Regions from separate parts of the Homo sapiens genome. Here region 1 is linked to region 2. The links are chromatin loops, found by intact Hi-C in ENCODE. Cell type or tissue: GM12878. All regions are shown on one strand. Each heading gives the region's core, and the rest is flanking DNA. Links, peaks and the distances in the headings are about the cores only. Region 1 overlaps ARHGEF38 (Rho guanine nucleotide exchange factor 38). Region 2 has its middle 32 kb from the start of ARHGEF38.

Region 1 (5,397 bases), core at 317-5,316, 73 kb after region 2:
TATTCATTGGCCTTTTCTGTTATTCATATCCATGTTTTTTGCTGTTTTAAAAAATGATGGTTTAATATTTTTCTTATTATTTTATAAGAACTTTCTGTGTATTAGAGTTATTCTTTTTCCATCCCACATGTTGCAAATAATTTTTCTGGTAAGTCTTTTGGTTTCTAACCTTGTTTAAGATGTATGTTTATTTTGTTTTTGCCATGTTTAGTCAAATATATCCAACTTTATTGATTCTGAGACATATTTTAATATTACCCATGATTATAAAAGCATTGCTAGCCTGTCATGCCCCCAACTATTTACAACATTCAGGAGCAGATTTTATATTTCTTAACACAGTACTCTTCTCAGATTTTTTTGTTTTGTTTTGTTTTGTGACAGAGTCTCGCTCTGTCACCCAGGCTGGAGTGCAGTGGCGCTGTCTCTGCTCACTGCAAGCTCCGCCTCCCGGGTTCATGCCATTCTCCTGCCTCAGCCTCCCGAGTAGCTGGGACTACAGGTGACTGCCACCACACCCGGCTAATTTTTCTGTATATTTAGTAGAGACGGGGTTTCACAGTGTTAGCCAGGGTGGTCTCCATCTCCTGACCTTGTGATCCACCCGACTTGGCCTCCCAAAGTGCTGGGATTACAGGCGTGAGCCACCATGCCCGGCCTCAGAAATATTTTTTAAAAAACCATCTGGCCTACATATTAGGGAAAACCAGTATAGGTCAAGGCACTTCTGACACAAAAATTGTTTTTTGGTCTAAGACAATGTATAAAGAGGAGTAGCAAAGAAGGCATGGAAGCCTTTTCTTACACAGGAAGTCATCTTCAGTTTGCCTCATGACTTTTATTTAATGCTTACTATATGTCAGATCTTGCTCCAGGCACTTCATTAGCATTCTCATTTAATCCCCCACAGTTCCCACGCCAGAATTACCAGACACTTTCTGAAAACCTGGAAATTTCTTATTCATGATGTAAGAGTAGAAGTAATATTGATGGTCGTGATAAAAATTTGCTCTTTAGTGTCATTGCTACGTATATAAATGTTTTCTGCTGTGTTTTCTTTATTTTATTAACATATAAACCAGATGTATTTGATATAACTGCTATTCTGGCAGATATCAATGGTTACTAACATGTTCATTTACATACTTATTCAAATGTTGATTTTAAATGCACATAGCATCAGACTCTGTCACTACCTTTCCTTATGGTACAGTCCTCCCTGTCAACTCTTATTCTTTGAAAAATTTGGAACCTAGCCCACTGTGTCTATGTATTCTCACTCTCTCGCTCTCCTCCTTAATTCTGACATCTTTTTTAGGTAATTTCAATATTCATGCAAATAACCCATGCAACATTCGGGCCTCTCAGTTCTTTCACTTTTTCATATCCAACAATCTTTCCTCAATCCCATTCAGCCACTCACGCCAGGGTCATAACCTAGAACTTGCCATTACCAACAACTTCATCCCCTCAAAATCAGAATTTCAAGCTTACTATTCTCTGATGCCCAAGCCTACTCCCACTGGTACGATTTCTGACAACCTTCTGATGGCACCGAGACCTCCAAACTATGGACATTACTACCATTTCTCTCTTCATCGGGCCCAAAGATGCTTTAATTTCTATGGGTCCTTCATTATAATCGCTCCTTGCACACGACCTCAATTCCTTTTTCTCTCTTTCTTTCCATTTACTTCCCTGCAACAACTTACTCGAGTGAAGTTCAATTTTTCGTCTACTTCACACCTTTACCTGTGCAGCAGAATTAATCTCTTATAAAATTCATGACCACTTTCTACTGGGGCCCCCAGTAATGTTTCTGAGGAGATTCTCTCACATTCTTTTCCTCACATGTCAAACACCCCTTTTTCTTCTCTCAGCTTATGCCCTTTTCCATCATTTCATAAAGAAACTAGAAACAATAAGATGTGCACACTCCCAACACCAAATCTACCAACTTACTGCATCTCTACCTATATAAGTTGGCTTCCTCCTATTACCGGAAGCAATGGTTCCCGCTTCTAATGAAGGATGACCTCTCTCTGCTAGTGCAGTGGATTCTATCCCCTCAGACTGAAAGGTTTTACTCCAGTCTGTGTCCTTTCTCTCTCCTGAATAATTAGTTTACCCTCCTTATGGAATCATTCATAGCACTATTATCTACTATCTTAAAAACCAAAATCAAACACAAACAAACCAAAAAAATTGTTTTCCTCGATCCTAAAGGAATCATCTATATTCATTGTCTATTTTAAAATTAAATATAAAATATTTACTAGGTATAAGAACATTTGTGACTAAAACATGTTTCAAAATAAGCACAATTTATCAAAAATCTGTCCCTGCGATTGGCTAATGATCAATATAAAAAACAGTAAAAAACACGCCCAGTTGCAGTGGCTCACACCTGTAATCCCAGCACTTTGGAAAGATCAGCACAACCAGGAGGATTGCTTGAGGCCAGGAGTTCGAGACCAGCCTGGGCAGCATAGGGAGACCTCATCCCTATTTAAAAAAAAACAGCCAAGTGTAGTGGCTTGCTTCTGTAGTCCAGGCTACTCAGGAGGCTGAGGTGGGAGGATCACTTGAGCCCAGGAGGTTGAGGCTGCAGTGAGCCATGATCACGCCACTGTACTGCAGCCTGAGAGACAGAGCAAGACCCTGTCTCCAGAAGAAACAAATAAACAGACAGACAAAAACATCAAATATACAAGAAAAGTCTTTCTTTGAATTCTTAGTCCACATTTGTATCAAATGGACTAAGTTTACCTTATATGAAAATGTTGCCAATTTAAATAATCTGCTACATTGGTGAGTCAAACTAGCCCCGCTAAAATGAATGTCATTGATAGCTGTATTCTTATATATTTTCTCCAATTCTTTTTTGTGCTTTTACTTTTTGTTATTTTTCTTTACTTGTTTTTGGCTTCCTATGAAACTCTTATAAGCAGTTCTCAGAATTGGTGTCTTAGACCATGCCAGGTAAAACTTTTCCATTATGGTAACATTTATGGTCGTTTATTTGGCACATTTGGCTTTTGCTCTCAATACTGTGAATTACAATTCTCAAAATTCTAACTCACATTTTCTAGGTTGTTTTATTTGAATTGTTTATAGGTTGTTGATTTTTCACACTTTGACCTTGTTATTTAGCTATCTTTCAATGCTGTCTGCTCTCTGCCTTCCTCATTGTGGACTTTAATTTCATTCTATTAGTTCTCTCCACTAAGGTAATAGCAATTCTCTTAAGGTTCTCAGAATTCTCATGTCAGATCTGCCTTTTTCCCACTTCTCAAAACTTTTAACCTTTGATTAAGTAAATAAATGTTCGGGTACTCATATGACTCTTATCAGCGTTTATATGAGTGCTGAGGTAGTTAGTTGACACCACCAGTTCATTCAGTTCACTACCTTTTCAATGTTCGTTAGTTCTTTCCTGTTCTCACTTCCCTTCTGGACATTTAACTACCAGTGTCTTTGAGCACAAACCACCTGTCATCACTGTCAAAATGTGTAGATTAACACATACAGTTTTCAGATAACTATAGCAATAATCTGTAAACCAAGCTTAGCTAAACCTGGGGCAACATAAATATTTTACAACTACAGGTTAAGCTAGGAGAGAATTTGGGTATCATCGGATTCATCATCTTTTCTCTATACAAAATCAAACTCAGACCACTCCCAGTAAAAACAAAACAAAACAAGTCATTTTATTTAAGTGAAAATTGGATGAAGGAAGTTGAAAACTGAGGAAAGTACCAGAAGTTCCTGGCTTAACTGAGTCACCTTGTATGAGTGAATCAGTGTACAAATGAGTGATTAGATCTAGCCCTTGACTGACAACTGTTCTGTGACAATCGTGCTGTAAACTTTAATCTTAACTTCAAGGCTTTTCTATGTCAGACCTTTACCGAACTGATAATACATCAAACTCAGCAGTTACACATCTTCTTTAATAGCAGCACTGTGAGAGGTTTTGCAAAGAAGGCAAACGTTATCCACATCAGTTAGTGTTGAAACATTTAGTGGGAAAACAGGTTCTAGTTATTTATTATCCAAACAGGGCAGTGAGAGATACTCTATGTTTTTGGCTATAAGTCAAAGTAAATCAAACTAGAGTAGACTAATCTAACAATGGAAAGGGCAAAAAGTGATTGAAAGGAATAGCTGGAGGAATTTGAGTACTGTACTTATTTTTATTTTTCTTTGTTTTTTAATTATTTTCAGTTGCTAAAATTCACATAGTGCAAATCTACCAAAGATCTCAAGGGGGCTATAGAATTCCTCAGCTACTCGGTTTCCTCCCCTAGAGGCAAACTCCATTACCAGCATCTTTTTACCCATCCAATGATATTTCAAGTGTATGTGTTTGAATGCACACTTGGTAGATTTTATTTCTATAACAAGAAAGTTATGTGTATTTATTTTGAATTTACTCATATTTGGTTTAATCATGTGCCTTATGCTCAAAAATTTGTGTTTTCTAAAAAATGGTTTAAAATATATATAATTTTGTATTGACAGGAATTCAGTTGGAATTTTCTGTTAAAATTTTGATATACTATATGGCAACATTATATAAATAATTTTCACTAGAAAAAATATATAGAGGAAAATAATCACCTGTAGTCTTGCCACTTAGAAATAAGCACAATAATTATTTTGGCTTATTGTTTATACAAACATACTGAAATATTTTCTGGAATAGGAATTATACCATACACAGTTGTCCCTCAGTATCTACGGGGCACTGGCTCCAGGATCCACCAAGAATACCAAAATACATGGAAGCTTAAGTGTCTGACGTAAAATGCAATGGTTACATTTACACATAACCTACACACATCCTACTGTATACTTTAAATCATCTCTAGATTATTTATGGTACCTAATACAATGTAAATGCCATCTAAATTGTTGTTATACTATATTGTTTAGGGAATAATGATAAGAAAGAGAGTCTGTTCAATACAGATGCATTTTAAAAAATATTCTTGATCCACAGAGGACTGATTCCATAGACATGGAACTCAAGGATTCAGAGGGTTGACTGTATGCCATTATGGAATATTTTCCCCTGATGACAACTATATATTTACACATTTTATTTTCAGCCACAAATAACAAATATGAAATTGAAAATTTAAAAAAACTTATTAAAATAAGGGACCATAAATTTGATGTTCATGCTCTCTCTCAATTCAGAGTCCTTGAATGTAAAATGGTGCCTATTACCAGTGTTATCAGTCATACCTAGGTTAGCAGTGGGCTGTTTCAATGTCAGGATGGTGGGGAGTATATTGAGCAATGGTTCTGTGTGACATCCTACAAAATCTCTCCCTCAGGGTCCAAAGTGGGTGAGGAAAGCCCTGGGATAGGGAAACACAAAAGAGA
Region 2 (5,397 bases), core at 237-5,236:
CTTTCTGAGCTCTCCATGAAGCATCCCAAATGCCAATTTCCCAAACTATATTCACCCTAACTTATATATTTTATCACAGAGTATCTTACGTATTTTATCACAGAGTAAAAATCTACCTAAAAGTAAAATGTAATATCTACCATTAAATACAGGGAGACCAGCTTAATTTCTAAGCACAGAATCCTATTTCAACTCTGACTTAACTATCACTTTATTTCAATGTATTAATACCTATCTTCTGTTTCTTTATTATTGGGTTGGCTTCTCATTGGAATTCAAGTTCCTTAAAGGCATATTCACTATTACTTATCTTTAGATCCTTAGCCTTACTTAGTAAATAAATGATAAAATAGGACAAAGAGAAGGGAAGTTTTTTTTTCATAGCCAGGTAGTTTTGGCTGTCTGCTATAACTATCATTAGATAGAACATTTTACTTTATAAAAGCAAAATGGATCACTGTTAATAATCAGAGAAAACCTCAGAAGCTGATTGGCGATGATCTTTTATACATTTTGAGAATCATCAGTAAGCATTTTTGTACCTACAAAGCAAAATGTGCTGTACCAAGTGCTGATGTTATAAGCTCCCTAGAATGTCATGGTCTCCTGCCATTCACCATCTCAAAATAATCATCATACTTCAATATTCCATTTCTATTGCTTTTACCCCTTCATTTAGAAGTTGTAAAAATTATATTTATAATATAATAGAAAACATTATAATATAAAAATTATACATTCAAATATGTAAAATTAGATATCCTTCTGGTAACAAAAGTGTTACATGCCCATTGTAAAATATTTAAACAACGTAGAATGTTTACATAAAAAGTGTTACTTTTTCATAATCCCACCCCCAAGAGATAATTACAGATTTTCCTATGATGTACATTCTTCTGAGTTTTTAAAATACACATTCAAATACCTAGATGATGTATTTTAAAAAAATGTGATCAGGTAGTATATAGTTTGGCAACTTTTATCATTTCGGTAGTTATCTTTCTTTGTCAGCAGGTATAGATATAACTTATTATTTTAATAATTGTGTAATTTCCATAGATAGGTATGTTTTTTAATTGGCTCACAATTGATGAACAATTGAGTGGTTTCTAATTTTTGCTATGAAAACAGAGTTGCAATGACTACTTACGTAGATAAATCTTTCTGCATTTGTGCAACTTTTTCTCAGGAAAAATTCTTAGAAATAGAATTTTTGACTTGAAAATCATCAATATTTTAATTTTGAATGTAATTTTATTTTAAATAGATATTTCCAAACTGCTTTCCATAAAGTTATGCTAACTTGCATTGTAGAATGTAATGTTTACACTAGAATGGAATGTTTTCATCACTAGGCTCATCGTTTTAATATTTTCTAAGAAAAATATCTCACTGCTTGAATTTATATTTTTTCATTAGTAGTCAGATGTAGCATCTTTTCACATATTTGTTAGTTATTTGCATTTTTCTGTGGATTATGTTTTATGACTCTTGCCATTTTTATTTCCTGTAGTTATTTTATATTGTAATATTTCTTATAATTTACAGCAATTAACCCATAAATCACGTGTATTATGAATATTAATTCCTAGTTCATTGTTTCTATATCCACCTTCTTTAGAGTATAGTTTTATGTACTCTATTTTAATTTCGGAGATAGCTGAATTTATCTTTTTTTATAGTTTCTGGTTTTTATATCAAGGCTATGTAGAATTTTATCAATTTACGAATTATTTATCCATATTTACCCCTACTTTTTACTCTTTTATTGTTCCTTAGTTATGATTTTATATTCAAGATAAAAATAATCATTCTTACACACTTATTTCCTGTTACATCATTATACATTTCTTTTTCTTTTTTTCTTTTAAGACGGAGTTTGGCTCTTGTTGCCCAGACTGGAGTGCAGCGATCTCGCTCACCGCAACCTCCGTCTCCCGGGTTCAAGCGATTCCCCTGCCTCAGCCTCCCGAGTAGCTGGGATTACAGGCATGCGCCACCACACCCGGCTAATGATGTTTTTTGTTTGTTTGTTTGTTTGTTTGAGACGGAGTCTCGCTCTGTGGCCCAGGCTGGAGTGCAGTGGCGTGATCTCGGCTCACTGCAAGCTCCTCCTCCCGGGTTCAAGCGATTCTGCTGCCTCAGCCTCCCAAGTAGCTGAGATTACAGGCACGTGCCACCATGCCCAGCTAATTTTTGTATTTTTAGTGGAGATGGGGTTTCTCCATATTGGTCAGGCTGGTCTCAAACTCCTGACCTCAGGAGCCGCCCGCCTTGGCTTCCCAAAGTGCTGGGATTACAGGCGTGAGCCACCACGCCCAGCACAACATTATACATACTAAGTAACATAGTTACGTATTCTATAATTTGTGATTATAACTTTCAGAATAGAGAAAAACAGTTGTCCCTCAAGATCCACAGAGGATTCCTTCCAGAAACAGCGTAGATGCCAAAATCTAATTATGCTCAAGTCCCTGGTATAAAATGACATAGTATTTGCAAGTAATCTGAACATATCCATCTGTATACATTAAATCATCTCTAGATTACTTATAATACCTAGTACAATGTAAATATTCTGTAAATAGTTGTTATTCTAAATTGGTTTTGAAAATATTTTTAAATTTTTTGTTGTATTTTTTTCCAATAGTTTTTATTCATGGTTAGTTGAATTCGTGGACATGGAACACGCAGATACAAAGGGCTGACTGTATTAAAAAACGACATCTGAGAACTCAAGACAATACTTTCAGAAGAAAAATGCTGCAAATTTCGAAAACAGGTGAACTAAATATTAATAAATATTTGGTAATATTTATAAAGACAAAAGCATTTTGTTCCTTACAAACATTGGGCTTTTTGATATTCCGCTGAGTGTTTTATGAGCTGATCATAGGTGGAGATGCAGGTCAATTGAGCAGATCTTAATTAAGAGTCTTCACTTTGCCCAGTGTTGGGAATACAGCAGTATCAAGGCTTTGGGAAAAAAATCTGCTGGAGGCTGCTAAAGAAAGAATTGTACTTATTTCTTCCAAAACAGCCTCTCTTGTCTCTCTCCCTGGTCATGCACAGGAAAAACATGTAACTGTGATAATTTGGTAATCACCCGACACCACAAGAGGGAGCCAACAGTAGATCCTTACTGAGCTGACCCCCATGGATTGGAGAATTTAGAAGGGGAAAGAAATTTGCTAGTGGATGATGATTTTTAGCTGTTGAATCAAACCTATCCTGATCTATCTTTAAACTTGCCAGTTATTCAAACCAATAAATTCCTATAATTGTTTAAGCTAGTTTCTGTTACATCCAGAGGCATTCTACTCAATACAGTGGTTCTCTTATATAACTGCATTAATGCTGTATACTTCTTCATGTTGACTTTTTCTTTTTATGCTATTGTGATTATCATTTAACTTGTCTGTGTTCTCTTCAGAGTTTCAGCCAGAATTGTATCTATCTCGTAGACAATCCATACACCCAATACAATGTCCAATGGAATCTAGATACCTTAGCTATTTGCCAAAAGTCTGAGAAGAAACTATGCCATCAAGGAGCATTATGCTATTTGATTTCTTTTTTGTAATGTTACTATATGATAGAATTGTTACTGTTTTTTTGTTTTTGTTTTTGCAGATTTAGGAGGTACATGTGCAGGTTTGTTACATGGGTATATTGCACAATGCTTTGAGGTCTGGGCTTGTAATGATCCCATCACACAAGTATGGAACATAGTATCCAAGGTTTTTCAACACTTACCTGGCTCCCTCCTTACTTTTGGAGTACCCAGTATCTATTGTTTCCATATTCGTGTCCATGTATACCCAGTGTTTAGCTTTCACTTATAAGTGAGAACATGCAGTATTTAATTTTCTATTTCTGAATAAATTTACTTAGAATAATGGCCTCCAGCTGCATTCATGTTGCTGCAAAGGACATGATTTTGTTCTTTTTTTTATGGCTGTGTATTTGATTTCTTAACTTCCGTTTATTATGCACTATTTTCCTTAATTCATTTGTTTTCTTTTAAAACTATAAATACAGAAAAGCACATAGAGGCATGCATGAAACACCAACAATGAATAAATGTTTACACTGCATATCAAGTTGGACACCCCAATCCTAGTTCCCTCTCTTTGAATCCAAAACCAAATATTATCGTTATCTGCCATATAGGCTGGCTAGATTTTTAAAATAATATTGTTTTGTCTGGTTTCCAAAATATGTGCAAATGGAATTATACTCTACTTAATACTTGGAAACTTATTTTATACAGTCAACCTATGTGTTCCTGACATTTATCAATGTAAATTCACATGGCTTTTGCTTATTCATTTTAAATGCTGTGTTGTTTTGCATCATAGGAAGATACCATGTCTAACGTTTTCAGTTACCTGTTAGTGGAGATTTGCATTGGTTCTAGTTTTCACTATTACAAACAATGCATCAAATGGACATCTTTATGTATCTGATGAGAGCTTTTCTACAATAATAGGACTAAGCAAGAAATTGATGGTCATAGGATATGCACATTATCAAATATACTGGATATTGCCAAACTCTCTTGTTTCAAAAAACGGCTGCAAATTTTGAAATTTTTGTGTATTACAAAATTGCTTTCCAAAGTGGTTGCACCAATTTATACTTCCACCACAATCTAAAAAAGTAATCACTGGTCCACATCACTGCTTAATACTTGGTATTATTAATTTTTACATCTCACTAATCTGATAGGTATGAAATGATTCTTCATTTTCATTTTTTTTTTGCCCAGATTACTAGTGACATTATTATCCTGTTAGGTACTTACTCATCATTACGCTTTCTATTTTTGTGATTTGCCTGCTCATATCCATTGCCTATTTGGGGTAGAGGGGGTGTGGTTGACTTCTAAATCATTTTTCTAATTTGTCTGTAATAATTCATCATATATTTGATATAAATCTCTTTTTTATGTTGTGAATTACTTTTCCCTGTCTGACAATTATCTTACAGTTATGTTTATGATGACTTAAACTTTTACTATTAGAAGTTCACTACAAAATAGTCTTTTCTTTTTGGGGGGTTTAGTTAAAACATCCTTCCCTACCCCAATATAGTAAAAGTATTCTCATTTTTTAATCTAAAAATTTTAAGTTTCATTTTTCACATTTAAATCTTTAATCCATATGAAATTTATTTTGCTTAAGGTGTAAATCAGGGAAATCTTTTTCATATAATAAATCAATCACATCAACACTTTTCTCCGTTAATTTGTTTTTTTGTTTGTTTATTTGTTTTTGAGAAAGGGTCTTGCTCTGTCGCCCAGGCTATAGTACAGCAGCCACCGCGCCCACCCTTTCCTCTGTTAATTTGTAAAGCTTTCTCTACGATACACCACATTTCTTGTACACTTCCCTC

What was found. Hi-C counts contacts between places; a loop is a spot of excess contacts. Peaks named below come from ENCODE experiments on the same cell type or tissue, not always from the same donor. Only the 100,000 strongest peaks of a DNase experiment are listed, where the experiment ranks them.
Region 1: it touches region 2 in a loop (2.1-fold over the local background); 3 of 110 quality-filtered maps call a loop at or near these places.

Annotation. Positions count from the first base shown.
Region 1 is chr4:105,590,870-105,596,266 of GRCh38, forward strand. The region is part of intron 2 of ARHGEF38 (Rho guanine nucleotide exchange factor 38); the gene reads left to right. Among named protein-coding and RNA genes, the nearest start is that of ARHGEF38-IT1, 32 kb to the left of the region's middle. In GM12878, for the core only: no CTCF peak of the experiment used is centred there; DNase peaks (open chromatin) are centred at 3,422 and 3,822; H3K4me3 peaks cover 602 bases; H3K27ac peaks cover 1,621 bases.
Region 2 is chr4:105,517,902-105,523,298 of GRCh38, forward strand. No RefSeq gene overlaps it. Among named protein-coding and RNA genes, the nearest start is that of ARHGEF38, 32 kb to the right of the region's middle. In GM12878, for the core only: a CTCF peak has its summit at 3,119 (motif pointing right); a DNase peak (open chromatin) is centred at 3,140.